Regions from separate parts of the Homo sapiens genome. Here all the other regions are linked to region 4. Evidence: chromatin loops called from intact Hi-C (ENCODE). Cell type or tissue: endothelial cell of umbilical vein. All regions are shown on one strand.

Evidence for each region. A loop is a pair of places that touch in the nucleus more often than their neighbours do. Peaks named below come from ENCODE experiments on the same cell type or tissue, not always from the same donor. Only the 100,000 strongest peaks of a DNase experiment are listed, where the experiment ranks them.
Region 1: it touches region 4 in a loop (6-fold over the local background); 3 of 110 quality-filtered maps call a loop at or near these places.
Region 2: a loop joins it to region 4, with 5 times the contacts of the local background. A loop is called at or near these places in 12 of 110 quality-filtered maps.
Region 3: it touches region 4 in a loop (7-fold over the local background); 12 of 110 quality-filtered maps call a loop at or near these places.
Region 5: a loop joins it to region 4, with 5 times the contacts of the local background. A loop is called at or near these places in 2 of 110 quality-filtered maps.
Region 6: a loop joins it to region 4, with 9 times the contacts of the local background. A loop is called at or near these places in 5 of 110 quality-filtered maps.
Region 7: it touches region 4 in a loop (6-fold over the local background); 22 of 110 quality-filtered maps call a loop at or near these places.

Annotation. Positions count from the first base shown.
Region 1 is chr7:142,667,949-142,671,948 of GRCh38, forward strand. It overlaps TRB and TRBV25-1. Among named protein-coding and RNA genes, the nearest start is that of PRSS1, 80 kb to the right of the region's middle. RefSeq lists a silencer at 3,636-3,836. In endothelial cell of umbilical vein, a CTCF peak has its summit at 1,524 (motif pointing right); a DNase peak (open chromatin) is centred at 1,563.
Region 2 is chr7:142,624,899-142,628,898 of GRCh38, forward strand. It overlaps TRB and TRBV20-1. Among named protein-coding and RNA genes, the nearest start is that of PRSS1, 120 kb to the right of the region's middle. In endothelial cell of umbilical vein, CTCF peaks have their summits at 1,707 (motif pointing right) and 1,907; a DNase peak (open chromatin) is centred at 1,713.
Region 3 is chr7:142,631,002-142,635,001 of GRCh38, forward strand. It overlaps TRB. Among named protein-coding and RNA genes, the nearest start is that of PRSS1, 120 kb to the right of the region's middle. RefSeq lists an enhancer at 1,552-1,846. In endothelial cell of umbilical vein, a CTCF peak has its summit at 1,688 (motif pointing right); a DNase peak (open chromatin) is centred at 1,720.
Region 4 is chr7:142,533,685-142,537,684 of GRCh38, forward strand. It overlaps TRB and TRBV13. Among named protein-coding and RNA genes, the nearest start is that of MIR11400, 61 kb to the left of the region's middle. In endothelial cell of umbilical vein, a CTCF peak has its summit at 1,521 (motif pointing right); a DNase peak (open chromatin) is centred at 1,587; H3K27ac peaks cover 909 bases.
Region 5 is chr7:142,436,460-142,440,459 of GRCh38, forward strand. It overlaps TRB. Among named protein-coding and RNA genes, the nearest start is that of MIR11400, 36 kb to the right of the region's middle. RefSeq lists an enhancer at 3,686-4,000. In endothelial cell of umbilical vein, a CTCF peak has its summit at 1,986 (motif pointing right); no DNase peak of the experiment used is centred here.
Region 6 is chr7:142,864,036-142,868,035 of GRCh38, forward strand. EPHB6 (EPH receptor B6) reads left to right here. Exons shown (of 20, transcript NM_004445.6): 7 at 1-714; 8 at 1,440-1,595; 9 at 1,925-2,281; 10 at 2,446-2,570; 11 at 2,871-3,033; 12 at 3,573-3,687; 13 at 3,962-4,000. Among named protein-coding and RNA genes, the nearest start is that of EPHB6, 11 kb to the left of the region's middle. RefSeq lists enhancers at 2,391-2,924, 3,199-4,000. In endothelial cell of umbilical vein, CTCF peaks have their summits at 2,450 (motif pointing left) and 2,658; no DNase peak of the experiment used is centred here.
Region 7 is chr7:142,586,226-142,590,225 of GRCh38, forward strand. It overlaps TRB and TRBV14. Among named protein-coding and RNA genes, the nearest start is that of MIR11400, 110 kb to the left of the region's middle. In endothelial cell of umbilical vein, a CTCF peak has its summit at 1,556; a DNase peak (open chromatin) is centred at 1,546.

The DNA of each region.
Region 1 (4,000 bases), 130 kb after region 4:
CTTAATGGAATCTGAGTTCTGAGAAAGAAGACATGCAAAGGAGGATGCAAATATATGAAAATATATGAAATATTTGTTGTTTTAATTGTTAACACAAATTTATATACTCATATATTTGAGTCTAATTAGAATATTTAATAAGTTAAGTTTATGCCTGGAGTCCTAGTTTTAGTATTACAGGCAAAGAAGCAGAGTTAGAAGGAAGGAGGGGAATGAATTATGCATGCTGTATTTGAGGGCCTTTGGAACTTCCGAATGCTGGTAGAGTACACAGTTGGCACTCTGTATCAATGGGGTCCTCATTTGCAGATTTAGTCAACCTCAGATGAAAAATATATTTTAAAAATTACAAAATAACAACACAACAAAAAAAATACAAAATCTAAAACACTGAGGTATACCAACTATTTGCATGGCATTTACATTGTATTAGCTATTATAAGTAATCTAGAGTTGATTTAAAGTATACAGGAGGATGTGCCTAGGTTATATGCAAATACTGTGCCATTTTATATAAGAGATTTAAGCATCAGTGGATTTAAACTAATCCCCCATGAATACCGAGGGACCACTGGGTTGAGAACATGGTGCTGAAGCTCATAAAAAGCCCTTGCTGTGGGATTCTGACATAAGACACTGCATAAAAGCTCAACACACATGCCCTATAGTCAGTGTCCGTGATTCTCTGGAATCAAACTCTATTCTGTGAAAACAGGAACCGTGATGGTACAGGCTATTCTTGGCAATGGGAAATGAAACCTCAGAGGTAATCCTACTTCCATGTGGTGCAGAGCCCTGAGCTAGGAGATGTTTATCACTGTTTGGGAAACCAGAACCCTCAGCCTTTCTCCCTTCTGCCTCGCCTGAAGACAGGTGAGTCCTTTGCCATAATATGAAGTCTTAATTTAGCATTGCCACATTCTGGTTCCAGATCTTTCCCTCCTGGCTGAATATTAAGATTGCATTTTGTCTCTTGTCTTTCTTGGTATCTCTTCCCTATGCAAACTTCATGGACACTGGAAGGACTACAAAATCCTGAAAATCAAGAAACCTCCATTGAGAAAGGGGGTTTTACTAGAACAAAAATGTGTAGAGATATATACAAAAATTATATATAATAATGTCTGTCTCTGTAATTATTCACACTTAGCAATTCCCAGCACCTTCTCCAGAGGACTTCCCTAACTAAACAAGAAAGGTAGTCTTTGGGGAAAGTGTTTTCATCAATAAAAGACAAGCTATGTGTGAGTTATTCCTGCACTGGGCAGCAAGGAGTGGGTAGTTACCTCTGCCTTCGAGTACCCCTTCATTTGACTAGGACCTGAGACTCTCTCATATCTACTTCCAAGCCCAGGTTGAGCACTTCTTTTCTTTCCTTTCTTTAGTTGCTTCTACTGTGAGGTATAGATTTTACATCCAGTCACTGCTGAAGACTTTCATCAACTCATCACTCATCCTTCAGTCATCTCACACTGAGAACAACTGGGAGCCTCCCGTTTTCCTGTTTCTTTAACATTTGTCAGAATCTCCCCAAACCTCTAACACCTTTTTTTCAGCAGGGGGCAGTAAAATTCAATTTATTTTTTCTGTTCTCAGCACTTACTATTAAGACCAGATTTCATAGTAAAGTCTAAGGCCAAATCTCATTAATGATTTTAATGGTTACTTTTGTCTTAAAGGAGCCCCTGATAGGACAAGAGTATTTCAGGGTTTGGTAAATCAAAACTGTTATATTCCTTCGTGACACATGACAGAGGAAGAGTAAGCAGGGGCCCACATGTGTTACATGTAAATACATACAGACTTGAAGACATGGTGTTCAAATAGTAGAGATATAATAGTAAAAACCCAAAGCCTATGTCAGCATCATGTGAACAAAAATTTTAGTAAATACCAACTGTAGATCTTAGTGAACTAGGGCAAAGGAAGTGGACAACACTGGGAGAAATTCTGGGATTAATCTTTGTATCTCACAATCAAAACCAAAGACTTTTCTGTTAAGAAGAAATGGGGGAAAGGGCGGAGGGAGAATGGCACTTGGTTTAGACATTGTTTACTGCAGCAGCACCCAAACCATTTGTAGCAGTATTACCAAAGCATGTATTGGATTATATTTTCTGTTCTGTCATGATTGATAGTGCAATTAAAGGCAGATGGACTAAAATCATCCTAGGCAAAGGCTAAGTTGATAAAGCTGATAAAGCCTGAACACCAAGTCAGTGAAAAATGAGACTGAGAAAGTTATTATCACACAATAATAACACCATTCTGAGGACTCAGTGAATTCCAGTTACTGCTCCAAGCTCTTTACATGTGTCTATATAAATAGATTGCCCCGTTTAATGCTCACAAGTTCTCCTGCTCCTTGTCTGATCAAGCCACGCTGTTCACTGGTTCCCTCTTCTGCATGTTCTTCTCTCTTGGGTTTGCAGAGTTCATTCCTGTTCATCCTTCAGAACCCAACTCAAATGCCACTTCCTTTCCCAACCTTTTTAATTAGGTAAAATCTTGCTATTACAGGCACTCAAAGCTATGTAGTTTTTATGTTCATAGCTTACAAAACAGTTGCAATGGAATGTTTTGTAAGAATATTAAAGACTTGAGTTAAGATAAGCAAAGCATCAAGCCTACTTTGGATGAGGGAAGTCAACAAAAATATTACTCATTTGATGGGTTAAAAGGATATAGATGAAACTGTTTCAACAGGATGGCTGTGGGACCCAGGAAGTTTGCAGGGGCTGTGTCATCACACACACACAATGACATTATCAAGAGCCCATCCTGCTTCCCCACTACTGGGAGACATCCTCTCTAGCCCCAACTGTGCCATGACTATCAGGCTCCTCTGCTACGTGGGCTTTTATTTTCTGGGGGCAGGTAAGTCATAGACACAGTTCATTCCAAAATCTAGAAGGAATAATTCCTCTGTGTTGGGTTTGTGCCTGGCTCAGCATCAAAGTCCATCGTGAACTCTGTTACCAATTTTTGTCTCTTCCCATAGGCCTCATGGAAGCTGACATCTACCAGACCCCAAGATACCTTGTTATAGGGACAGGAAAGAAGATCACTCTGGAATGTTCTCAAACCATGGGCCATGACAAAATGTACTGGTATCAACAAGATCCAGGAATGGAACTACACCTCATCCACTATTCCTATGGAGTTAATTCCACAGAGAAGGGAGATCTTTCCTCTGAGTCAACAGTCTCCAGAATAAGGACGGAGCATTTTCCCCTGACCCTGGAGTCTGCCAGGCCCTCACATACCTCTCAGTACCTCTGTGCCAGCAGTGAATACACAGTGCTACATGGATACCGACACTCCGCACAGAAAGGGTCGCCTCTAATGTGAGGACATCTTGCCTCCAGAAACCTCATCTTAAACTACAGAAACCCCTACAAATCTTCCCAGACTCCTCAGCCTTGAGGGACCAGTGTGCTTTAAGTAACAGTCTGGACTAAAGACTATCTCTGGCTCAGTCTCTAACAAGCTGAGAAATGACCCAGCCCCACAGTCATCCTAGCTGACTTTTTCCTTGCATCTAGTTGTTGTTGTTCAATTGAGCTTGCACAAATTTTATCCTTCAAGATAAATGCGATAATATTTGACAGTTACCTTATGGCTAGCTGAAGAAAGTCTTTGTCAGCTAAGAAACAGGAAAAGGATCCTTTGACTTTCTACACAGGCTGTCTTTATCTCTGGTTCATGGTTTCTTCCTCATGTTAAACTTGTTCCTTCATACACAGCCACACAAAGTCCCTGCCCTTTCCTGACCCCAGTCCTGCACCTGACGGCTTCAGTTCCTCAATCTATGACTTTGAACTTAGAATAAAATTTTATTTTCACTTGAAATAAGTGATTAATGATTATTTTCACTAATATCCCTCTAAATAAATGTAATTTTAGCTATATCTGCATGAGGCCTAAGGAAAAGAAAAGGCTCCAACTTTGGCAAAGAATAGTCTTTAACAATGTCCCTGGATTCAGCCCTAAATCTCTT
Region 2 (4,000 bases), 91 kb after region 4:
CATGATCAACTCTAACCCGGAACCATACTAGGAAAAAAGTTGTCCGAAACATATTCCTTGCTTAGCTAAGTTGACACAGTGATAAAACCCCACAAGAATATCCAGATGCTCCTTGACTTGCAGTGGGGTAATATCCTGATAAATCCAGCACAAATTGAAAACATCATAATTCAACTTACAATATCCAGCTTATCTGTACATAACCCCATCATAAGTCAAGGAGCACACTGAAATGCATATTGCTTTTGCACCATTGTAAAGTTGAAAAGTCATTGAACCATCATGAGACCATCTGTACCTGACAATTAGTGTTTCTCAAAATAAATAGGAAGATTTTCTTCTGATCTGAAGGTCTTCCAGCCACTCCCTCCCAGACATATCATAATATTGGACCAGAGGTCACCCATAGCAAGCTGTCCCTACTTATTCTTTGCAGAAAAAGTACAGTTACAGTATGAAGTGGCCTCATTTTAATGAGGCCCAACATACCCAGGAAATAAAAAATGCAGCCACAGGAGCATACAGATGCCCTTTAATAGATATGTCAATATTAACATAATGCAATAGCTATATTTGTTATAAAACGATTTCACTATTGCACAAACATAATATGATGGGCGAAGTCTTAATCTTATCTTTTCTAGCTACCTATGCCAGAGAAGCAGAACTAAATATTAAATGAAAGCACAATTGAGAGGCTGTTATAAAAATGAAAACATAGGGCTTTCAAAAAAACTTTCCAGCTCCTTGTAATTGCTACATATTTCCAACATCGATCCATTAAAACAAGTATCCCAGCCTGTTCAAATCAAAGAATTTCTTATGCCTCCTAGAAACTATTTTCACTGTCCAGTACTTAGTATGACCTCCATTACAATAGAATAAATTTAATTATTCTCACAACCTCAACAGTGATTAACACGGAAACATACAAGCTAAATTGAGAAATATTATTAGAATGTTTAGAATTAAGTCCCTTTATATATGAGGGAAATTGTCATGAGATACACATGAGGTAACTATCTCATTTAGAAAATGATGAAGTGGCTTCAACATGATTATGAAGAAACATTGGACTTCCAGCCGAGGCACTGGCCTGTGCTTTATCAATATTTATGGTAGTGCCAACCTGTGGGTCTAGTGATTAACAACCATGAGTTGTCTTGGTGTTATTACTTTGAGGATATGAAACAGAAGCAGCAAACAGACTCCAATGCCATTCATTACCTAAACCTACACTCCTTTCCTTATAGGAAACTCACTTAAGTCATTACAATGCTTTATGTCTCAGTGTATCTTTAATAAATTTGGAAGTTGAATTGGGAAGTCTTTAGGCCACTTTAGGCAATGTATGGGTTTTTTGTTTTCTTTTGATATGGGGTCTCACTCTGTCACCCAGGCTGGAGTGCAGTGGCATGATTTCAGCTCATTGCAACCTCCGCCTCCTGGGTTCAAGCAATTCTCTCCCTCAGCCTCCTGAGTAGCTGGGATTACAGGTGTCCACCACCACGCCTGGCTAATTTTTGTGTTTTTAGTAGAGATGGGTTTTCACCATGTTGGCCAGATTGGTCTTGAACTCCTAACCTTGTGATCCACCCGCCTCGGACTCCCAAAGTTCTGGAATTACAGGCGTGAGCCACCTCACCCGACCTGTATGGTTTTTTGACAGGCAGAGATGGACGTAACATCAGTCATGGGCAAAGATTACCACCAGGGGGCAGACTAGGGCATCCTTGGGATTCTGTGATCAGTCATCCCTCCTCGCTGGTGAATGGAGGCAGTGGTCACAACTCTCCCCAGAGAAGGTGGTGTGAGGCCATCACGGAAGATGCTGCTGCTTCTGCTGCTTCTGGGGCCAGGTATAAGCCTCCTTCTACCTGGGAGCTTGGGTGGGCATGTGCGTGTGTTGGCATGGTCAAGTGGTGGCCAGCAGGGTTGCAATGTGGATTGTTTATGCTCATCGAAGGGAGAGGGAGAGGCCCTGCTCTCTAGAGGTGTAAATGGTAAGGTGAAAGCCGCCGGTCAGAGGAGATGGGGGATTATGGCCCTAGGGAGATGACGGGAAGATTGCACAAAACAAACAGGACTCTCCAGGAGCTGGGAGCACAGGGAGGGAGTGAGGCTCAGCTCTGCCTGGCGTCCTGTCTGACTCGGCTCCCACTGGGCTCTCCTCTCTCTCTGGCTTCTGTCTCAGCAGGCTCCGGGCTTGGTGCTGTCGTCTCTCAACATCCGAGCAGGGTTATCTGTAAGAGTGGAACCTCTGTGAAGATCGAGTGCCGTTCCCTGGACTTTCAGGCCACAACTATGTTTTGGTATCGTCAGTTCCCGAAACAGAGTCTCATGCTGATGGCAACTTCCAATGAGGGCTCCAAGGCCACATACGAGCAAGGCGTCGAGAAGGACAAGTTTCTCATCAACCATGCAAGCCTGACCTTGTCCACTCTGACAGTGACCAGTGCCCATCCTGAAGACAGCAGCTTCTACATCTGCAGTGCTAGAGACACAGCGCCAGGAGGGGATCAGACACCGCGGCAAGAACCCCTGCAGCTGCCCTCCGCCCCAGCGGGCCCCCTGAGTGCTGAGAGGGGAAGCGTGGAGAATGGAAAACCACAGCTTTCCTGACTGAGACATCTGGGAGTGTGTGTGCAGGGGGTGGGGCGGGGGGGAGGGGGAGAAAAAGAAAAGAAGCACTGTGAGTGTGGAGTATGGAGGAGGTGTAGTGTTTGAGACCCACGAAATGGCAATAGAGTTGGGCCTAAAGTGGTCGGCGGACATGGAAAGTTCCCTGAAAATTATAAAACCTGGAATTTTGCCCTGACTCTGCCACATTAGTCATGTATTCTTGAATAGATCTACACATAATCCTAGAGGTAGATATGAAGACAGTTGTATAATCACTGTGTATTTCCTATAATAAACTTCAGCGATTGGCTTTCTTGTCATCATGCTGGGCTCTCAAGACAAAGATAACCAAGAGGCAGCCAAGTAGAGAGTTATGCATGAATACGTTACCTTAGGGGAGGATAGCAACAGCATTGAATAGCATTCACTCCAAATTTGTGTTCTGTCCTCCTTAGACCAGGCCACCAAAATAAAATCCTATCACATTTCCTGTAAATGTTGAACGCCATCATGTTCTCCATGGTGTTTCGGTTGATGAATGAACAGAGTAAGACTCGGTACAAAGGGAGGGGAGCACCCTCTATGCCTAGGTACACACCATACGGAATGTATCGCTAGGGAAGGTGCTGGTGAGCTGGCTCCTGGGAAAGGTGTCAAGGGGAAGAGGGGGCAGAGGTACCTAGAAGGAAGACCTCAGACAACATGGCTTGTCTACAGAGTTGGAAAGTTCTGCCAGTAGTTAGAAGACAGTAAGTGGAACAGTGAAAATCCTTTCCTAGGAGAAACCAAACATTTACATTGACCACAAATCTGTATGAACCAACAGAAAATGAGCAAAACATATGACCATACATTTAATAGAATAAACATATATGACTAATAAACATATAGAGATATTTCACTTCATTGATGATCAGGATAATATGAAGCAAGACACAATGATACATAGTTTTATATCCACTTGATTAGCAAAATATAAAAAGTTTAGAAATATAAAATGTTAGCGAGGGTATGGATTCATAGGATTACTTATAAATTACTGATGGGAGCATAAGTACTATCAACCATTTGGAAACAGTTCAGCATTATCTCGTAGTTGAAGATTCCTATATCCCATAACTCAGCAATTCCACTCCTAGGTTTACATCAGGAGAAGCTCTTGCATACACATATCAGAAGACATAAATAAAAAAGTGTTCTTCACAGCACCAAACAGTAGAAAAACATGGCACCAAGCCACATATGCACTGAGAAGAGTGAATGAATAAACTGTGACATATTCATATGAGTCAAAATGAATGAACTATAGTGAAGAGCAAGGTTATAGGTGAATCTTAGCAATATAATAGCAAATGTAAAAACTAAGTCTAATGAGATT
Region 3 (4,000 bases), 97 kb after region 4:
AGGAAGAAATTTTAAATATTATTCCTAAATACCTTACATCAAGATGAGCTAGAGTTAATTAAGTGGGACGAGGGATAATGAATTCAAGGGCATTTAAGAAAGATTAAAGAACCAGTGCAAAATGTTTTAATCAGGAAAGAAATTAGTGTGTTTAATGACAGGAAAGAAGTCAGCAGAGTGACAGGAGCAGGGGGAGGAGGTGGTTGAGTACAGGGCAAAATTGAAGAAGGCAGGAAGGCACCAGACCACTCAGAACCTTACTGGTCAAGGTAAATGATACAGAATCCAACATAAAGCTTAATAGGAGACACTGAGGTTTTCAACATTTGACTTCTTTAGTAATCAGATTCGTGGCTGTGTGTGTATCTGTGTATTTAATCACCCTGGTCACAAAGTGAAGAAATAATGGACCATGCAGGGAAGGCAAAATGTTACCTCTACCCTCTTGCAGTTTTTCGGCTGGTCCTGAGAATGGAAGATTAACAGGAAGGAAAGCATACACATGTATTTAATACAAGTTTTACATCACATGAAAGCCCCCATAATTAAAGGAAGAACTGAATGTGCAGTTAGAGTTGAACATTCATATATTGAATTGGGCAAAGGGTCATACATTGTGGAAAGGTGAAAAAGTAAAGGGGCTTAGGCTAGGGTTGCTGGTTGAATGGCAAAGTGACTAGGAAGGTGAGGATTAGTTTAACAAGCTTTTTTTGTTACAGATTCCTTGGCCTCAACATCATCCCATTCTATCTTGGATGTTAAGAATATTCTTTTTTCCTGGTATAGATAAGACATCTTTTATATGGGAAGCTTATTCCATTTTTCAAGAAGAAAAGGGGAAGGGTCAGAGTACTCCTCTTATACTTGCTATTGTCTTTAATGCCTCTAGCTCAAAATATTCCTTATGCCAAAGTGGCATATTTTGGGCAGAGGGTTGGGAGGCTTATGCTGCCACCCTCCAGCAGTGTGAACAGAGTTGATGCGGAGGAAAAACTTAGCTCAGGCAAGCAGTAGTTTAGCTCAGATAATGATGATGGTGTTAGAAATATGGGGAAAATGAGACATTTAAAAGGAAGTAAATCAAAGGACTTGGCAATTGATTAGACATGAGCAGCAATATGCAGGGGGTGGTGGGTGGTGATTAAGAGAGACTGCTACACACAGACAAATAAGAAGGACCAAGTGGGAAGAAGATCAAGATTTACTTTGAGATTGGGAGTGCCTTAGGGACAGTAATCTAACCAGGAATATGCAGAGAGCAGTTGGATGTACAAGTCATGGACTCAGAAAATGGATCTGGATAAGAAGCACACCTTTGGGACATTTAGCATCACTGGAAGAATGAAAGTGCCTCCAATCCCTTGATATACAGTTTACAATGAAAAGATCAGAGAGCATAGGATAGCGGTTTAGGGAGCACACCTGCCTTGGGGGACTATAAAAGGTTGAGGGAGGCAAAATGCACTGATAAACCACCATCGGCATTAGACTAATGGCTGAATAATTGTGTAAGTAATTGCTAGTAACAATGCTGTGGAGTATGTGGCAGGTAGCACATCAAGTGCTGCTTTTTTCTTAATTTCGCTCTGATACCTGGAATGCCTTTTTGCTGCCTCGCTGCCGGGCGGGCCACTCCCGACTCAGGCAGGCCGAGGCAGAGCTCCGCGGGCATTGGATGAATTCGCTCCTTTGACCACTAGAGGGTGATGTGGATCTTTCTATAAAATATCTGCCGCTCATCAAGTGGGGACTCACAGCTTCACCGGATATTTCAGATGAGATGTTTAGGTACTGACTGACCAAAAAAATTGCAGATATCCTGGGAGGCCAATTGGTCTTTAAAATGGCAGGATCTAATCTTAACATTTTGTAATAACCCTTAGCGTTTACCCATATCTGGCACCTGTAGTTGTGTGATTTCTACACAGTTGATAAATATATAAATGAATAATACCGTGATTTCTATTCAACATTGTGCTGAATTTGCAACCAGTGAAACAAGGGGAAAAAGTTGAAAATGAGAAAGGAAAGAAAAATAAGTATTGGCGCACGACAAGTTTATTTATAGAGATTCAAAAGGGTCTAAAGAAGCAATGCATTATCAATAACAAAATGTAGTAAGTTTACTGAATTTAACATAAATATAAAACATTATTTTATTTTCACATACTACAAGCAGTTATGTTTTTTAACGAGAGACAATTTACAAATAATGATATAAAATAGAAAATAAACACCTAAGAACAAATCTATTAGATTAGCAAGACTATCATGCAGAAAACTATTAAAATTTTAGGGGAATCAGGGCCGCGCTCAGTGGCTCACGCTTGTAATCTCAGCACTTTGGGAGGCCGAGGCGGGCAGATCATGAGGTCAGGAGTTCAAGACCAGCCTGGCCAATAGGGTGAAACCCATCTCTACTAAACGTACAAAAAAATTAGCCAGGCATGGTGGTGCACGCCTGTAGTCCCAGCTAGTCCGGAAGCTGAGGCAGGAGAATGGCTTGAACCCAGAAGGCGGAGCTTGCAGTGAACCGAGATCATGCCACTGCACTCCAGCCTGGGCGACAGAGCTAGCCTCTGTCTCTAAATAAATACATTTAAGGGAATTATTTTAAAAGTTTGAAATAAGCCGGGCGCGGTGGCTCACACCTGTAATCCCAGCACTTTGGGAGGCCGAGGTGGCTGGATCACCTGAGGTCAGGAGTTCAAGACCAGCCTGGCCAACATGGTGAAACCCTGTCTCTGCTAAAAACACAAAAAATTAGCTGGACATGGTGGTGGGTGCCTGTAATCCCAGCTACTCAGAAGCCTAAGGCAGGAGAATTGCTGGAACCCGGGAGGCGGAGGTTGCAGTGAGCTGAGATTGCACCATTGCACTCCAGGCGGCTGGGCGACAGAAAGAAACTCCGTCTCAAAAAAAAAAAGTTTGAAATAAGTAAAGATATACAACATGATCATGAAAAAGTGAATCCAATAGTAAGGTTGTTTCAATTTCTGCAGTATTATCTATATATTCAATACCACAGTAATCAAACTACAAAAGATTTACTTTATGAAATTTGTCAAATAATCTACAACTAAGTGAAAAAGAACAAAAATAAGCAATATTTAAGAAGTACAAAAAGTGATGTGAATTGCTCTACCAATTATCAAATTATGTTATCATTTAGGATAATGAAAGAAGCGTGATTAAATAGGCAAATGGAAAACAGAAAATGAAAAATAGGCCCATGAATATACAGGAATTTCATATATAATAGAGGTGTTATTGAAGATATACGGAGGAATGATGTAATATACAAGTTATTCTGGAACAGGTGGTTATCCATACAAGGAAAGATGAATTTAAACCTTACTTCACAATATATGTCAAAATAAATCACAAGTGAATTAAATGCTTAAATGCAAAATTCAAAATGTTAGGAGTTTTGGTAAATAATAAGGATTATATCTTCATGAACTTGGGCTATGGAAGATTTTTTTTAACAAAGAATTAAAAAACATGTTTACCCCAAATAAAAGAATAATGCATTCTACTAAAGAAACCCAACAAAAAGTAGCACAAACAGAATAAAGACATACACCACAAATTGGAAAGATATTAGCAACACACATAGCTGACAAAGGTTGGGTATCCAGAGTCTAGAAAAAACTGTTACAAATAAATAATAGCTAATCAACCAAAAAGAAATATGGACAAAGGGCAGTTTACAGGCAACACTGGTGGCCTATAATATATCAAATATATTCAACCTCCTTAGCAACCAGAAAGAAGCAAACAAAAACTATATTGCACCATGAGATAATATTAACATACTAGACTGGCAAAATTAAAGGTATATTAAATAGCAAGTGTAGTCCTAGATGTGGAACATCTGAACACACTCATGAGCTGTTGGTGGGATCACTTATTTGGCTTAATCACTTTGGAAAGCATTTTGTTATGTTATGTAAAGTTGACATGTTGACTTGAAAACTCAGTCTTTACATTGCCAGGT
Region 4 (4,000 bases):
ATCTGACAATATGTAAGAGGGATAGTACAACATGGTCAAGTAGGGTTTATCTCAGTAATGCATTGTTGGTCTGACATTCAAAAAACAGACTATGTCATTTACCTTATCTGTATGAAAAATATGAAAAGTATATGATCATATCTATAGATAACTTAAGCATTTGATAAAATTCCATATCCTTTCTTGAAGAAAACTGTTATCAAACTCAAGAGTAACAAGAAATTTTCTTCACCTAAAAAAGGACATTTATGACATCCTATGGTTAAATAGAATATTTTTGCAAGCAAACTGATAAGTCAAAGATGCATATGTAATTCCCAGATCAAATACTAAAAACAGCAAAAAGAGGATAAAATAGCCTTTTCAGCAAATGGTTCTAGAAAAATGGGATAATATGGAAAAATAATGAATCTCTAGCCTTATCTCACTCCATAACCAGATGTGGGCAAACTATGGCCTCCGGGCCAAATTTGGCCTTTGTCTGTTTTCATACAGCCCAGAAACTAACAAAAATTTTACACTTTTAAATGATTGAAAAAAAGTAAAAAGTATTTTGTTACATATAAAAATCTAAGATATTCAAATTTCAGTAAACATAAATGAAGTTCTATTGGATCATGGCCACAGTCATTCGTGTATATATTGTCAATGGTTGCTTTTGCACTACAATGACAGAATTGAGTAGTCGAGACAAATACTGCATGATGCACAAAACTAAAAAATTTATTATTTCACCCTTTACAGGAAAACTGCTGACCCTTCCCATAAACAAAATTTAGTAAGAGACACAAAAAAATCCCAGATAATCGAAAAACTAGAAACTGAAAGCTTCTGGAAGAAAACATAGCAAGCTCTCTTCATGATCATGGGGTAGGCAAAGATTTCTTAAGGACAAAAGAATGTTCTAACCATAAAAAAAGCAAATTGTTCTTTATGCAAATCCCAAAAAGTTCTTCAAAATACATTACGAAAAAATAAATGTATATCTGAGAAAGGGCTGGATTCATATTATAAAGAATTCCTACACATCAATCATAAAGAAGGCAATTCACTAAAAACAAAAAGTTGACTAGAGAATTAAAAAAAAAAGATATATAAGTAGGCAGTTTCTTTTCATGAGACTAATGTGTTTATTTCTCCAGCTTAGATGATTGTTTCACTGATAGCATGTCACTGTCAGCTGCCTCCAGGAATTATCTTTGGTTAAAGGGAATGCTTTGCCCAGGTCTCACCCCATTCCTATGGCAGCTGGCATTTAATGACTGGCTGATATCTCCCTTCCTACACCATTATTTGATGAAATTTAAAATTTAAATTAAAATGAAAAATTTTTCTTTCTTGTTTAAAAAGACATTTGCTTTATGTCTCCCTCACCAACCTGTGCAAAATTTGAGTTTGAGGCAGGTAAACCTGAAATCAGCAAGAGCTGTGCTGTGTCCTGAGAGATCCTGAGGGTCTAATTTAGGAAGCACCCAGTCTCCCTAGTCAGGGTCCTTAGAGCTTCCTCATAGTGACTACACACTGGCCACTTGGGGGCACTGTGGATCCACTGAGTGGGTCACTGATAGCGCTGTCTGAGAGAGAGAGGGTTAAGGGAGACAGTCTTGATTTCGTCTCTGTATCAGGGATATTACCAGATGAACCAGAGGTACTGCTGGCACAGGAAGAGTTAATCATAGTCTTATCAGATCAACTGATATGCAACATGTATTTGTCATGACAGGAAGCCATGAACTGAAGCCTTGTGTGGCCTCTCTAGCAACCTAGGTTTGATGGGGAGTGTGATGAGGGTTTCAGCAGGGCAGCCTGGATAACCCAAGCCAGGTGGAGATAAAGGAGCATCTGCCTCAGATGAAAATCTCAGAAGCTGTGCGGATGGCTGTCTGCCCGGAAGCCTGCCCCCTCTCGCTCAGCACAGCTAGCTTCCCCTGCTCTGCAGGAAGCTGGACAGGATGGGGGAAAGCCTGAGTTAGCTGAGCTAGTCCTGGAGTACAGGGTGCCTATGGGAGCCTACAGGACGATGACATCAGAACAGTGACATCACAGTAAAAACCTCCAAAAACGGTGAGGAGGAGCAAAAGCCCTGCTTTCTCACCCCAGGAGACCAGCAACCTGAGCAGGGAGATGCTTAGTCCTGACCTGCCTGACTCTGCCTGGAACACCAGGCTCCTCTGCCGTGTCATGCTTTGTCTCCTGGGAGCAGGTGAGTCCTGAGTACAGGTGGGACATCCCTGTATCCACAGTGTTCAATTGTTGCTGAAGTGTCAAACTCTCCCGAGCTGAGTCTTCAGCTTCTGTCTCCTTCCTCCACAGGTTCAGTGGCTGCTGGAGTCATCCAGTCCCCAAGACATCTGATCAAAGAAAAGAGGGAAACAGCCACTCTGAAATGCTATCCTATCCCTAGACACGACACTGTCTACTGGTACCAGCAGGGTCCAGGTCAGGACCCCCAGTTCCTCATTTCGTTTTATGAAAAGATGCAGAGCGATAAAGGAAGCATCCCTGATCGATTCTCAGCTCAACAGTTCAGTGACTATCATTCTGAACTGAACATGAGCTCCTTGGAGCTGGGGGACTCAGCCCTGTACTTCTGTGCCAGCAGCTTAGGCACAGCCCTGGAGAATTACTGGCTTTCTGTACCCAAACCCTCCTATCTCACTTGAGGATGTAATAGGGAGAAGGAGGTGGGGGCTGCCACACAACTTTAGCCAAGCCCCAGAGATGCTTCTATTCTTTTCTAACATTTTCCCCTGCCCTGCTGAGCTCAGTGAGAGCTCCTGCACTTGTGGGCTCCAGACCCACTGGAAGTTCTCACATCTTAGCCAGTACTTTTTAATTCCTAGCAAGTGGCGGGAGCTTCTACTCTGTGCCAACATAGGGGTATATGTTTTAGTGTGTTTCCTGTTGCCATACAGAATACCTGAGACTGGGTATTTTATAAAGAAATGAAATTTGTTTCTTACAGCTCTGGAGGCTGGGAAGTCCAAGGTCAAGGACCCACATCTAGTGAGGACCTTCTTGCTGGTGAGGACTCTGCAGAGTCCCCAGGTGGCATAGGGCATTACATATGAGGGGGCTCATGAAAGATGGTCAAACTGGCTTTTATAACAGACCCAACCTCATAACTAACTAATTCCTTCTATAACCCATTAATCCATGAATGGATTAACCTTTATGAGGGCAGAGTCCTTAAGATCCAGTCACCTTCCAAAGGTCCTACCTCTCAACGCTGCTGCATTGGGAACCAAGTTTTCAATATATAAATTATTTAGGAACACAGTCAAATCATAGCAGTACACATTGCGGGTTTTTTTTTTTTTTCTTTTTTGAGACAGGGTCTCACTCTGTCACCCAGGCTGAAGTGCAGTGGTGCTGTGATCATGGCTCATTGCAACCTTGAGCGCGTGGGTTCAAGCAATCCTCCTGCCTCAGCGGCCTGAGTAGCTATGACTACAGGGACACATCACTACAAGGTGTGTCCCCAGTTCCTCAGTTCCTACAAGGTGATGTGTCCCCTTGCCTGGCTAATTTTTTTTAATTTTTATTTTTGTAGAGATGAGGCCTTGTCATGTTGTCCAGATTAGTCTCAAACTCCTCAAATGATCCTCCTGAGTTTATGTGTTTTAATGCAAAGATAGACATTAGCATATCCACTTTATACATGTAGAAGATTTCAGTGTACCATTTTATAGATAGGAAGCTGTGGCTCATGAACTTCTCCAGTATTTCATATTTCCAAGGATCAAAGGCAGGATCCAAACCTACGACTCCATGCCTCCAAAATAAAATTTCTAAAATTCTATAGTGTTTCCTGGGCCTTGGTCAATGAGCTACAGCAGAGCACTATTCTTCCATCTCAAGACTAGCCAAGCAGTAGAAGAAGGTCACATATTATGGAATGTGGTTACTATGGCTTATGGCCTGCCAACCTCCAGGACATATAACTTCCAGCCAGAGAATATTTGTCCTGTTTTAGTTCCATATAGAATGGGGCCACAAT
Region 5 (4,000 bases), 97 kb before region 4:
ATTTTCACCTCTGTGGTCTTTGTGGACATTTTTGTATGTGTGCTGCTTCTCAGTCATTTGTTTGTATTTTTCCTTTTAAACCTGATTATTTTTGACATCATGCCAGACACTATGGCTGTAGAAATAATTTCTGGTCTAGGATGGATATATCTTTCTCCAGAGATAATTTTATTGTGCTTTGTAAAGTGCATGGATGCATAAACAATCCAGGACTCCCTGGAACAGAATTAAAGGCTTGAGGTGTCCTGGAGACCCTGGAGGACAGGCTTCCTTCTAGTGCATTGATTCTATTCAAGTCCCTCAATGGTCACATTAAGTAAGTTATGGTCTTTGCCTTTACCCCTCTGGACTGTGAGTCAGCTTCCTTAGTGCTGGGCTGGGATCAGCAAATGCCCATAAGGGCAGTGACTGCTGTGCTCACTCCCGAGGCCCCTGCCTTCTCCAAGATTCTGGCCCAGTTATTCCTCATCGTATCTTTAGGATATGAATTAGTTGCAGTTTGTTAGTGTGGTTATTTTACTCAAGTACATAAATAATAACAAAAGCATTAATCTGAGTTCCCTCTTCTGTAATTATACAGATTAAGGTCAAAACATTTTATCTGAAGTTTTAATTTTCTTTGAATTTTAACGTCAGATTCTTAGTCTGATTTGTTTGATATTTGACTTAAACAGCGTAGAGATGTTATACAGAAACTTTAATTTTAAGGAAAGAACTTTTTAAAAACTTGAAGTGGATTTATAATCAAATTGGGACCCTTACTTGGTTTTGAGGTTTTATCATTTGAGTATTTTTATGTTATTTATTACATAATCTTTGATGCTTCACTGGATCATGAGACAAGATGAGAACAGAGAGTGAATATTTAGACTTGATCAGAGAGCACAAAGTGAACATGGAATTAGTTTCTGTTGATGAACAGTCCAACTATGTAAAATATTTAAAGACATTTATTCTGAGCCAAATATGAGTGACCATGGCCTGTGAAACAGCCTTCTGGAGGTACTGAGATCAGTGCCCAAGGTGGTCAGGGTGCAGCTTGGTTTTCTACATTTTAGGGAGACATGAGACTTGAGACTTCAATCAAACACAATTAAGAGATACATTGTTTTTGGCCAGAAAGGCAGACACCTGGAGGCAGGAGTGGGGAGAGGTTCCAGCTTAAAGGTAGATTTAAAATTTTTCTGGTTGACAATTGGTTGTCTCTCAGGTTAAATTTTAAAAGAGCCCTGGCTGGGTAGGAAGTCCATTCAGATTATTGGGGGCCTTTTAATTTTATTTGTGGTTTACACTTCATTTCTGCATTGTTGTGATCCATTTGTGCCATGTTTTTTGAGTACACCTGAGGGCCAGGGGTCAGAACTAGAGGGAGTCACAGATGTGTGACTATCATCTTTTCCTACTTAAGCCCAGGCTTCTGGGAAAACACTTTGCTCCACATTTTCCATTTGAGGGAACTTGCCTAAAGCAATGCTCCAGTTTTATTCTTTCTATTGCTTGCCAAATCTTCCCTATGGGAAGGGAAATAAGTTATTTTATTTAGTCTCCTCTTCATCTGAGGTTCCTCTCTCTTCATCCTCTCCCTTTCATCCTGGCTACTGGGAATAAAAGCAGATTCTTTTGGTGCTTTTTTAAATGCACTAAGATCAGTGGGAAACTTTCTTTTCCTTATAGGGATGGCCTGTAATTTGGAGGGGAGAGAGAATGGATTAAATTCTGATTCAAGACAGTGTTGGTCGGTCTTTTTGCCCTCCCATCTGAGCCGGGTTGTTTATGGATATTAAAACTGATATTATGTCTCCATCTGTCAGACTGTAATGTCCATCTCTCAGGTGGTTCCATCTTAGGTCATAATGTTGTTTTATGACCCTCCAACACCACAAATTATGGTATCTCGTTTCCCCATGGCTCAATAAAGGGAAGTGCAAGTCCTTGGTCTTGACAAAGAGCACATTTGTGCTGTTCCTGCCTACTGGCCACCAGGAGGCACTGTGGCTTCACTGTCATCCAAAGTCTATGGGGGAGGGGCTGGGATTGCTCCCTGGAGGATCCTTAATGAAAACCCTGGAGTTGGACCTAGAGTCAGGGAGCTGGGTTGGAGGTACCTGCAATGAAGGCTGAAAATAAAGGGATTAGAGACCAACCCTTTTGCCTCTTGATGCGGAGATGGGTTTTGCTGTAAATTGAGATTTGAATAGGGCTCTGAGTGGCAGATGGGCTTGCAAGTGGATGTAGGTCTGAGCTCACTGAAGACGTGGAGGCACAAGGAGCTGGGGTGGTGCGGCGCCGTGTTCTGGGCTGGGGAAAGCAGAAAAGCAGTGTTTGTGTCACAGGAGCCTTGTAGAGCCTGGCCCCAAGCCGGCCGAGGCTAGCCCTACCTGTTCCGTCGAACGTAGAGGGAAGAACAGGTAGAAATGGAGGCGCTACCCTGGACCATGTCAGGGGGAGCCTGTCCTCAGGCAGCTTCAATCACAATGATGTACCAGCAGCATATACACTTATTAGCAAGGCTTAGGGTGGAGTAGGACAGAATTTTCTCCCCCAAGAACCTTTGCTCAGGGCGGGAAAATGCCGCAGTCTAGTTCTAACTCTATTACTCCAGATGCCTCTGTGTCCCTGGAAGAAGGTGGGGTCTGGGCATATAAAAGTTTTGTTTGTTTTGCCTGGGTTGATTTCGTTTTTCCACGTGATCGTGCATCTGACTCTACCAGTATTTTGTATCCGGCTTCTGCCTCTCTCTCTCATGAGTCCCATGGCTACTATAAGGTATTCAATTTCTATTGCTGCTGTAACGAATTACCACTAACTTGGTGGCTTACAACCACACAAGTATTACCTTACAGTTCTGGAGGTCAGAAGTCCAAAATGGATGTTACTGGGCTAAAATCCAAGCGTTGGCAGGGCTGCATTCCTTCCTGAGGCTCTAGGGAAGAACTGTTTTTCTCTCCTTTTCAGCTTCTAGAGGCCACCAGTGCTCCTTGGCTCATGGCCCCATTCAATCTTCAAAGCCAGCAAGGACTGGCTGAGACTTTGCTCACTCTGCATACTCTGATGCTCACTTTTCATCCTCCCTCTTCCACATTTTAGGACCATTGTGATTACATTGGGCCCCTATATTAAGGTCAGCTGATTGGCAAGCTCACTTCACTTGGAACATTAATTCCCCTTTATCAGGTAATTTAACACATTCCAGGGATTAGGCCTGGGCATGGTTGAAGGGGCATTGTTCTGACTACCAAACCTAGGCACCTGGTAATAGGGAGGAAAACGTGTTGGTCACCTTAAAAACTGATTGATGACTACCGTTTTACATTCTGGATCTAACACACACAACAAAGGGATGGAACCCACAAGGAAACAGACACCTCAGGTCACACAAGCTCATCTGTAAACTATTTGCTCCTTAGGATGGGCAAGTCCCCTGGGGCGCAGGGGACTCAGCTGTATGCCTCTGTGCCAACAGCGAAAATGTGGCCTTAAACTGCTCCTTCTTCTTTGTTAGCAAATAACCTAGTTGACCAATTCATAGAGCAGAGGTTCTCTCAGTTCTCTATACTCTACACCCCGAGAGGAAGTCAGTTAGTGAGATGTAAGATTCTTTTATAAGAAAAAGACCAGGTGTAAAGATTAAGAAATGCTGAGCTTTGCTAGAGGTAAGAATAAGATGTAAATCAACTCTGGAACATTTAATTTCCAAATCTTTGTGAGAAAGACAATCTTGTTTCTGATTTATTGTGTGGATAGAGAATGTGAGAGATTCTGTGCTCTGGGCTTTGCAAACTCAATAGAGTTCAAGGATCAATAAACTCGGAGAGACCCTTCACTGCAAAGAAGAGCTTTGAAATCTAATGAGCTTCCGGGACACTGATTCAGCTCCTGTATCTTTAACAACGCGGTTGACATGCTTGCTCTTCCTGGGTAACTCAGATGCTAACTTCTAACTCATTTAAAGGCATTTGAAGAACTAGGAGCACAGAGTCACCAGTGAGAGGAAGAGGAG
Region 6 (4,000 bases), 330 kb after region 4:
GGGCCCCTCCAGGCACCGGGCAGGACAATTGGTTGCAGACACACTTTGTGGAGCGGCGCGGGGCCCAGAGGGCGCACATTCGACTCCACTTCTCTGTGCGGGCATGCTCCAGCCTGGGTGTGAGCGGCGGCACCTGCCGGGAGACCTTCACCCTTTACTACCGTCAGGCTGAGGAGCCCGACAGCCCTGACAGCGTTTCCTCCTGGCACCTCAAACGCTGGACCAAGGTGGACACAATTGCAGCAGACGAGAGCTTTCCCTCCTCCTCCTCCTCCTCCTCCTCCTCTTCTTCCTCTGCAGCGTGGGCTGTGGGACCCCACGGGGCTGGGCAGCGGGCTGGACTGCAACTGAACGTCAAAGAGCGGAGCTTTGGGCCTCTCACCCAACGCGGCTTCTACGTGGCCTTCCAGGACACGGGGGCCTGCCTGGCCCTGGTCGCTGTCAGGCTCTTCTCCTACACCTGCCCTGCCGTGCTCCGATCCTTTGCTTCCTTTCCAGAGACGCAGGCCAGTGGGGCTGGGGGGGCCTCCCTGGTGGCAGCTGTGGGCACCTGTGTGGCTCATGCAGAGCCAGAGGAGGATGGAGTAGGGGGCCAGGCAGGAGGCAGCCCCCCCAGGCTGCACTGCAACGGGGAGGGCAAGTGGATGGTAGCTGTCGGGGGCTGCCGCTGCCAGCCTGGATACCAACCAGCACGAGGAGACAAGGCCTGCCAAGGTGAGAGCCCACTCGTCTTGCACTTGCCCGACACCTCCCACCCACCCCCAGCCTTTGGGCTCCTCTCTGAACACCCCAAAATTCATTTTATCTGCAAAAGGTCAGGAATAAGCCATCTTAGGAAAGGACCCTGATTTTCCCTAATTTTATTTCTTAAAGCACTCAAACTTACTATCACCCACTCATCTGAAATTTCTGGAATCTTCTGGAGCCTTTCACAGCAATTGCCTTCTCCTAAGTCTTCAGGCCTGAGAAGCGATGGAGACCAAAAGGAGTTTAGCTCCAGCTCCAGGGTTACTATGGAATAGAGTCCTTTGGTTCCCATTCGCCCTTCTGTTGGGAGGGTCCCTGCCTCGCTGGGCCAGGTGACAGGGACGCAGGTAGAGGAAGGCAGTGGATGGCAGCTAGGGAGAATGACTGCAGCAGCAGGCCTCCGCAGAGGGAGCTTATGCAATAAGCTGGGAACACCCACATCTGGCACTGGGCCTGTCTGTAACCCCCACTGCACCTCACTTTCTCCATCCATGGAAATGCAATTCTGTCCCAGCAATTGGCAGAAGAAATCTCTGCCTGAGGGAAGAGAGGGTGGGGTTCAGTCTTGGAAGAAAAGGAGAACCAGCTCTGGGGAAGAGAAGGCTGCGAGGATACCTGCCTGCTGTGTGTTGGGAGCTCAGGGTGGGTGGACAGAGCGAGTGTGACGCCCCCACTCTCCTCTGCCTCCTCAGCCTGCCCACGGGGGCTCTATAAGGCTTCTGCTGGGAATGCTCCCTGCTCACCATGCCCTGCCCGCAGTCACGCTCCCAACCCAGCAGCCCCCGTTTGCCCCTGCCTGGAGGGCTTCTACCGGGCCAGTTCCGACCCACCAGAGGCCCCCTGCACTGGTGAGTTCCTCACCCAGCCCTGCAATGGGAAAGAGACTTGGAGAGGGGCCAGAAGTGGGGGTAGCAGGCAACACTGGGGGCTCTTTGCATTTGGAGTGACTTGTTTTTCCCCTATTTTCTTGGCTTCCTCCCCTCCCTGTCCCCACCCCCTTCTCTCCCTGACCCATCCTTCCCTGGGCCCACATCCTGCCTCTCTGGGCTACCCCCACCCCACGCTCTTCTGTCTCCTTCCCTCTCGGCCACCCACCCTCCCCTGGCTCCTTCCTTCCTCAATCACCCCCACTGCTGCCCTCTTGGCCCTTGGACTGCCATATCCTCCGGCCCCCCAGGTCCTCCATCGGCTCCCCAGGAGCTTTGGTTTGAGGTGCAAGGCTCAGCACTCATGCTACACTGGCGCCTGCCTCGGGAGCTGGGGGGTCGAGGGGACCTGCTCTTCAATGTCGTGTGCAAGGAGTGTGAAGGCCGCCAGGAACCTGCCAGCGGTGGTGGGGGCACTTGTCACCGCTGCAGGGATGAGGTCCACTTCGACCCTCGCCAGAGAGGCCTGACTGAGAGCCGAGTGTTAGTGGGGGGACTCCGGGCACACGTACCCTACATCTTAGAGGTGCAGGCTGTTAATGGGGTGTCTGAGCTCAGCCCTGACCCTCCTCAGGCTGCAGCCATCAATGTCAGCACCAGCCATGAAGGTGAGCTCTTTTCCTTGGCCTTCAGGATCCCCTGCCTCCGCTCCTTTGAGCCCCCTTCCCTACTCCTGATCTCCAGCCTGGTCCACCCCTGCCGCCCTCCCCTCAAGGCTGATCCTGCTCCCAGGGACTCCTATCCCCATAATAATTTTCCTTTTGCACTCTAGTGCCCTCTGCTGTCCCTGTGGTGCACCAGGTGAGCCGGGCATCCAACAGCATCACGGTGTCCTGGCCGCAGCCCGACCAGACCAATGGGAACATCCTGGACTATCAGCTCCGCTACTATGACCAGGTGCGCAGGAGGAGTGGGGGTTCCGCAGTAGGGCTGGTAGGAGCTCATAGGCCTCACAGTGGGGCCCAGAGGTGACCAGGTGCACAGGAGGAATGAGGGGTCCGCAACAGGGCTGGCAGGAGCTCACAGTCCCCACAGTAGGGGCCAGAGGCTGAATGGGCAAGGAGAGGTGCCCAGAAGTGTGCAGCACTGGGCATGTGTCTGAGAGCCCTGTCAACCAGGGAGGGTGGCTGGGGGCCTTAGGGGCAGAAGCAGGGGCAAGAGGGGGCCAGGCAGGGAGTGAGTGGCTGTTACCCCCAGGCAGAAGACGAATCCCACTCCTTCACCCTGACCAGCGAGACCAACACTGCCACCGTGACACAGCTGAGCCCTGGCCACATCTATGGTTTCCAGGTGCGGGCCCGGACTGCTGCCGGCCACGGCCCCTACGGGGGCAAAGTCTATTTCCAGACACTTCCTCAAGGTGAGCGGGGGTCAAGGGCCAGATGGGCAGGTGAAGGCCCAAGTGGGTAGTGAGGAGAGGCCCAGGGACTGTCCGGCCTTGAACCCTGGCCCCGTGCTTCCCAACCAGAAGTTCTGTGGGAAAGGAGAGTGCCTTTTGCTCAGCAGCTGACCTAGGGGCTACTCGGGGAGGTGGGGAATTGTAGGGGTATGTATGCATGTTGAGTGTGGATATAGGAGGGCTGTGGGGATGTGTGTGTGTGTTGTGTGTCCCTGGGTGTGGATGTGGGAGGGCTGTGGGCGTGTGTGTGTGTTGTGTGTCCCTGTGTGTGGATGTGGAGGGCTGTGGGGATGTGTGTGTGTGTTGTGTGTCCCTGTGTGTGGATGTGGGAGGGCTGTGGGCGTGTGTGTGTGTTGTGTGTCCCTGTGCATGGATGTGGGAGGTTTGGGGCATGCGCGTGCATGTTGTGTGTGCCTGTGGTGTGTGTGGGTGCCTGGGCACATGAACAAGCACCTGTGAGAGACCTGGCCCACCTGTGACCCTGTCGGCTGGTCCCCCAGGGGAGCTGTCTTCCCAGCTTCCAGAAAGACTCTCCTTGGTGATCGGCTCCATCCTGGGGGCTTTGGCCTTCCTCCTGCTGGCAGCCATCACCGTGCTGGCGGTCGTCTTCCAGCGGTGAGTCCCCACCCCTGCCCAACTCTGCCCAGCACCATTAACTCCACAGCCAAACCTCAAGTCCTGCCAAGTCTGGAGCCCCCTGCAGAAACCTCACACTGGTGCTCCTCCCGTCAGCCAGCCCCTGCCCTGGGCCCCACGTGGAGATGGGCAGGAGGGCCAGGCTGTCGTCCCCCCTCCACAGACCGACTAAAGAGCAGTCTGGAGGGTGACAAGGGGGCAGCAAGGGGGTGGAAATGGGAGCGTCATCCCCAGTCACCGTTTTGTTCCTCAGGAAGCGGCGTGGGACTGGCTACACAGAGCAGCTGCAGCA
Region 7 (4,000 bases), 53 kb after region 4:
ATTGATACTGATTTTGGACTTTTCCAGAACTGTGAGAATAAATCTCTGTCATTGTAAACCAGCAACTTTGTGGTAATTTTTATAGCAGCCACTCAAAATTAACACACTCCAATATGTCCAGTTAACCTGAGACTAGGCCAAGAAACTCATGTTCTTATAATATTTTCTGCAAACCTTGCTGTCATGTTTTTATCTGACACCCATCTCAAACTATAATGAAAGAAAATAATTTTGAGACTTCAATGTCCCCCTGTCTGGGGTGTGCCTTCCATAGTTCATTGGAAAAGTCTAGTCTCCTTTCAAGATTTTATTCCAGCAGTACCTCCTCTTGAAAGAATTTAAGGCATTGTTTTATGTTCTCAGTGCACATACTAAAAAGAAAAAGACAAAGACTCATGTCTACTTGATGTTTACATTTTTGCGGGGAGGGAGAGACAGAGATAAACAAATAAGTAAGGCATATAGTGTATTAGCAGGTGATACCTGCAATGCAGAAAAGAAAAGGCAGACTAAGGTGAGGGAGACCAGGACTGTCAGAGTAAGGAGCGTTGAAATGACAATACATTGTTCAGAGTAGGGCCCAATGAGGAAGTGACCTTTGAGCAAAGATTTCAAGGAGATGAAGGAAAGAGACATGTAGGTATCTGGGGGAAAAGAATTCCAGGCAGAGGGAGGAGCCAGTACAAATACCCTAAAAAAATATTTTAGGACCAATGAGGAGGCCCATATGACTGAAAAATTAAGGAAGGGAGTGGTAGGCTTTATTTCCAAGCGGTAATGGGGCAGGATGGATCATTTAAGACCTTGATGGCCTTAAGTGCTTTGTTGTTTTGTTTTCTTATTCCAAATAAAACTGGGAGCTAGTAGATGATTTGGAGATGAGTGACATGATCTAGCATGTTCTAGAGGGCTGAGTTTGAGAGCTAGTTCAGAAGTAGGTGAAAGCAGGGAGATCAGTTAGGAATCTATTGCAGTAATCCAGGAAAAAGATGATGGTGGCCTTGTCCTGAGGGTTAGCAAAGAAGGTGATGAAAAAATGGATGGATTCTGAGTGTATTTTCATGATAGAGCCAGTTGAATTTCCTAATGGATTGGCTATAGGGTGGGATAGAAAAAGAGGATTTGGGAACCACTCTAAGGTTTTCAGCTGGAAGGCTGTTGGTGGAGTAAAGTTGAGGATAATCTTTCATGTTTAGAGCATGCTGTTTGAGAGTGGTGGGGGGAAAATGTTGATTGGAGTGCATTAGAGAGATAATGGGAAAAGAGAATTTGGAGGTAAGTATTGATCATTAGCAATAGCAACAATAGCTACCGTAGATTAAAATGCCCCACAGTCTATGGGGATGTGATACATGAGGGAAGACAGGGCCAGATGGGATGAGGTAGGATCCAGACATCAGACTCAGGAGCTACGAGTGGTATATATAAGGTTAACACCTAGTCAAATGCATAAACAGGTTGATTTTAATTGATGTCAGTTTTTCTCCATTGCCCCCTCTAGAGGCAATCTTCTTCAGAGAACCCTGGCTAGGTCTTCTATGTTTCATGTCCGTAGAGGGAGCTCCTGAGACTGTGGACATTGGCTAATATGCTGATGTCACTGGAGGCCACATCTTACAGGGCCAAGAGACAGATTTGCTTTCCTTTTTCTCATGCTTGTAAGCTCCTTCATCTGGAAATGTGATTTACCTGGGTCCTGCCATGGTTTCCAGGCTTCTCAGTTTAGTGTCCCTTTGTCTCCTGGGAGCAAGTGAGTCTTCAGGTACTTAAATATCTGTGCTGTACCCTATCCCAGTCTATTCATGTCATGTATTCTGTTTTTGTCTCTTCCCACAGAGCACATAGAAGCTGGAGTTACTCAGTTCCCCAGCCACAGCGTAATAGAGAAGGGCCAGACTGTGACTCTGAGATGTGACCCAATTTCTGGACATGATAATCTTTATTGGTATCGACGTGTTATGGGAAAAGAAATAAAATTTCTGTTACATTTTGTGAAAGAGTCTAAACAGGATGAGTCCGGTATGCCCAACAATCGATTCTTAGCTGAAAGGACTGGAGGGACGTATTCTACTCTGAAGGTGCAGCCTGCAGAACTGGAGGATTCTGGAGTTTATTTCTGTGCCAGCAGCCAAGACACAGTGCTTCACAGTCGTGCCCTTGCTGTGCAAAACCATAGCCTTCTCCTCTCAACTCACAGCTGCCCAAAAGGAAGGCTTTCCCTGTGCCTTCTCCCCCAAGGGAGGGGAGATAAAGAACCAGAATTAACTCATGAAATACAAGAGTATTCCAAGAAGATTTGGGTGAAAATACTTGTGGTTTGGGGGATCTCTGAAGTTTTTTAAACAGAACTCAAACTATGTGTTTCTCATATTTATTTTTATTTTTTAAAGTGTATGTTGCCCTGGTTATAAAGCAGACTTCTTGCCTATCTTGCTGCTCTGAAAGGTTTGTGACTCTGACTGTGAGGCCACATCTTTATATCCCTTCTTATAGTAAGAGAAACAAGTCTTTCTGATGAAAATAAAAATAGTGAATAAAAATGCATTTACTACTGGCTTTTAGGATGCTCAATGATGATGCTAGCAATGGTGGTAGTGGTGACGTTGGTAATGGTGGTGATGAGTTTAGGTTGCTTTTGTCTAGCATTTATAAATTTCCAACCACTTTAAAACAATCTCATTTTAGAGTGGAATAGCTAAGTCCATTATCAGAGGTTAATGCTAATTTTCTGTTCACATAGGGTCTGAGTTTTTAATGTAAAAAATATAGTTAGCACTATAAATAGATATCTGTCAGCCGATACAGAACATTTTTTAAGATCACTTCCAGTTGCTGCAATAGGAATATGTATTCCTATTTTTTTTCTTTTTTCTTTTTCTTTTTTTGAGACGAAGTCTTGCTCTGTCGCCCAGGCTGGAGTGCAGTGGCAAAATCTCAGCTCACTGCAACTTCTGCCTCCTGGGTTTAAGCGATTCTCCTGCCTCAGCCTACCAAGTAGCTGGGATTACAGGTGCCTGCCACCATGCCTGGCTATTTGTTGTATTTTTAGTAGAGACGGGATTTCACCATGTTGGCCAGGCTGGTCTTGAACTCCTGACCTCAAGTGATCTGCCTGCCTCAGCCTCCCAAAGTGCTGGGTTTACAGGTGTGAGCTACTGTGCCCGGCCTTTTTTTCTTTTTGAGACAGGGTTTCATTCTGTCACCCCGGCTGGAGTGCCATGGCAGTGTGATCACGGCTCACTACAGCCTCGACTTCCTGGGCTCAAGCAGTCCTCCTGCCTCAGGCTCCCTAGTAGATGGGACTATAGGTGTGCATGACCACACCCAGCTAATTTTTGCATTTTTTGTAGGGACAGGTCTCACTATGTTGCCCAGGCTGGTCCTAAACTTCTTGGCTCAAGTGATCTTCCTGCCTTGGCCTCCCAAAATGCTGGGATTATAGGCATAAGACACCATGCCTGGCCTGGAATATGTAATTTTTAATGAGACCTAATGGTATAATACATTCTACCTGGTTCAACTGCCTTCTTTTAATATCTGGATTCCAATATTCTGCTCATGTTTCAGCCATGTTTTTGCAAACAGTCCTGAAATTCACTCTAATAATAAGTTTCATTTTCCCAGTCTGATTGTTATTTAGCACCTCAAATTATTATTGAACTCATCCTAATCCTGATTAGGCAAATGGATAGTGAGAAAATATTACAAGTGGGCTTGGATTTTAATTTTTTCAAACAATTTAAAACCCATTTTCCTTTTCTAATGATCAAGATCCAATTTTTAGATAATCAGTACTCTCTCTTTCTATGTGGACATGTAATATGAATAGGTATATTGTTTCTGTCACAGGCATCGCAAACTCATATCTTGCTTGAAACTTGTCGATGAACTCCTTTAGTATGACAAGAACAAAGAGAAATAGATTTTTAAAGCATAGCCACATATTGGACATGAGTTTTTCTTCAAAATTTCAGCTGCAGAACCCTAACTGGTGCCTTTC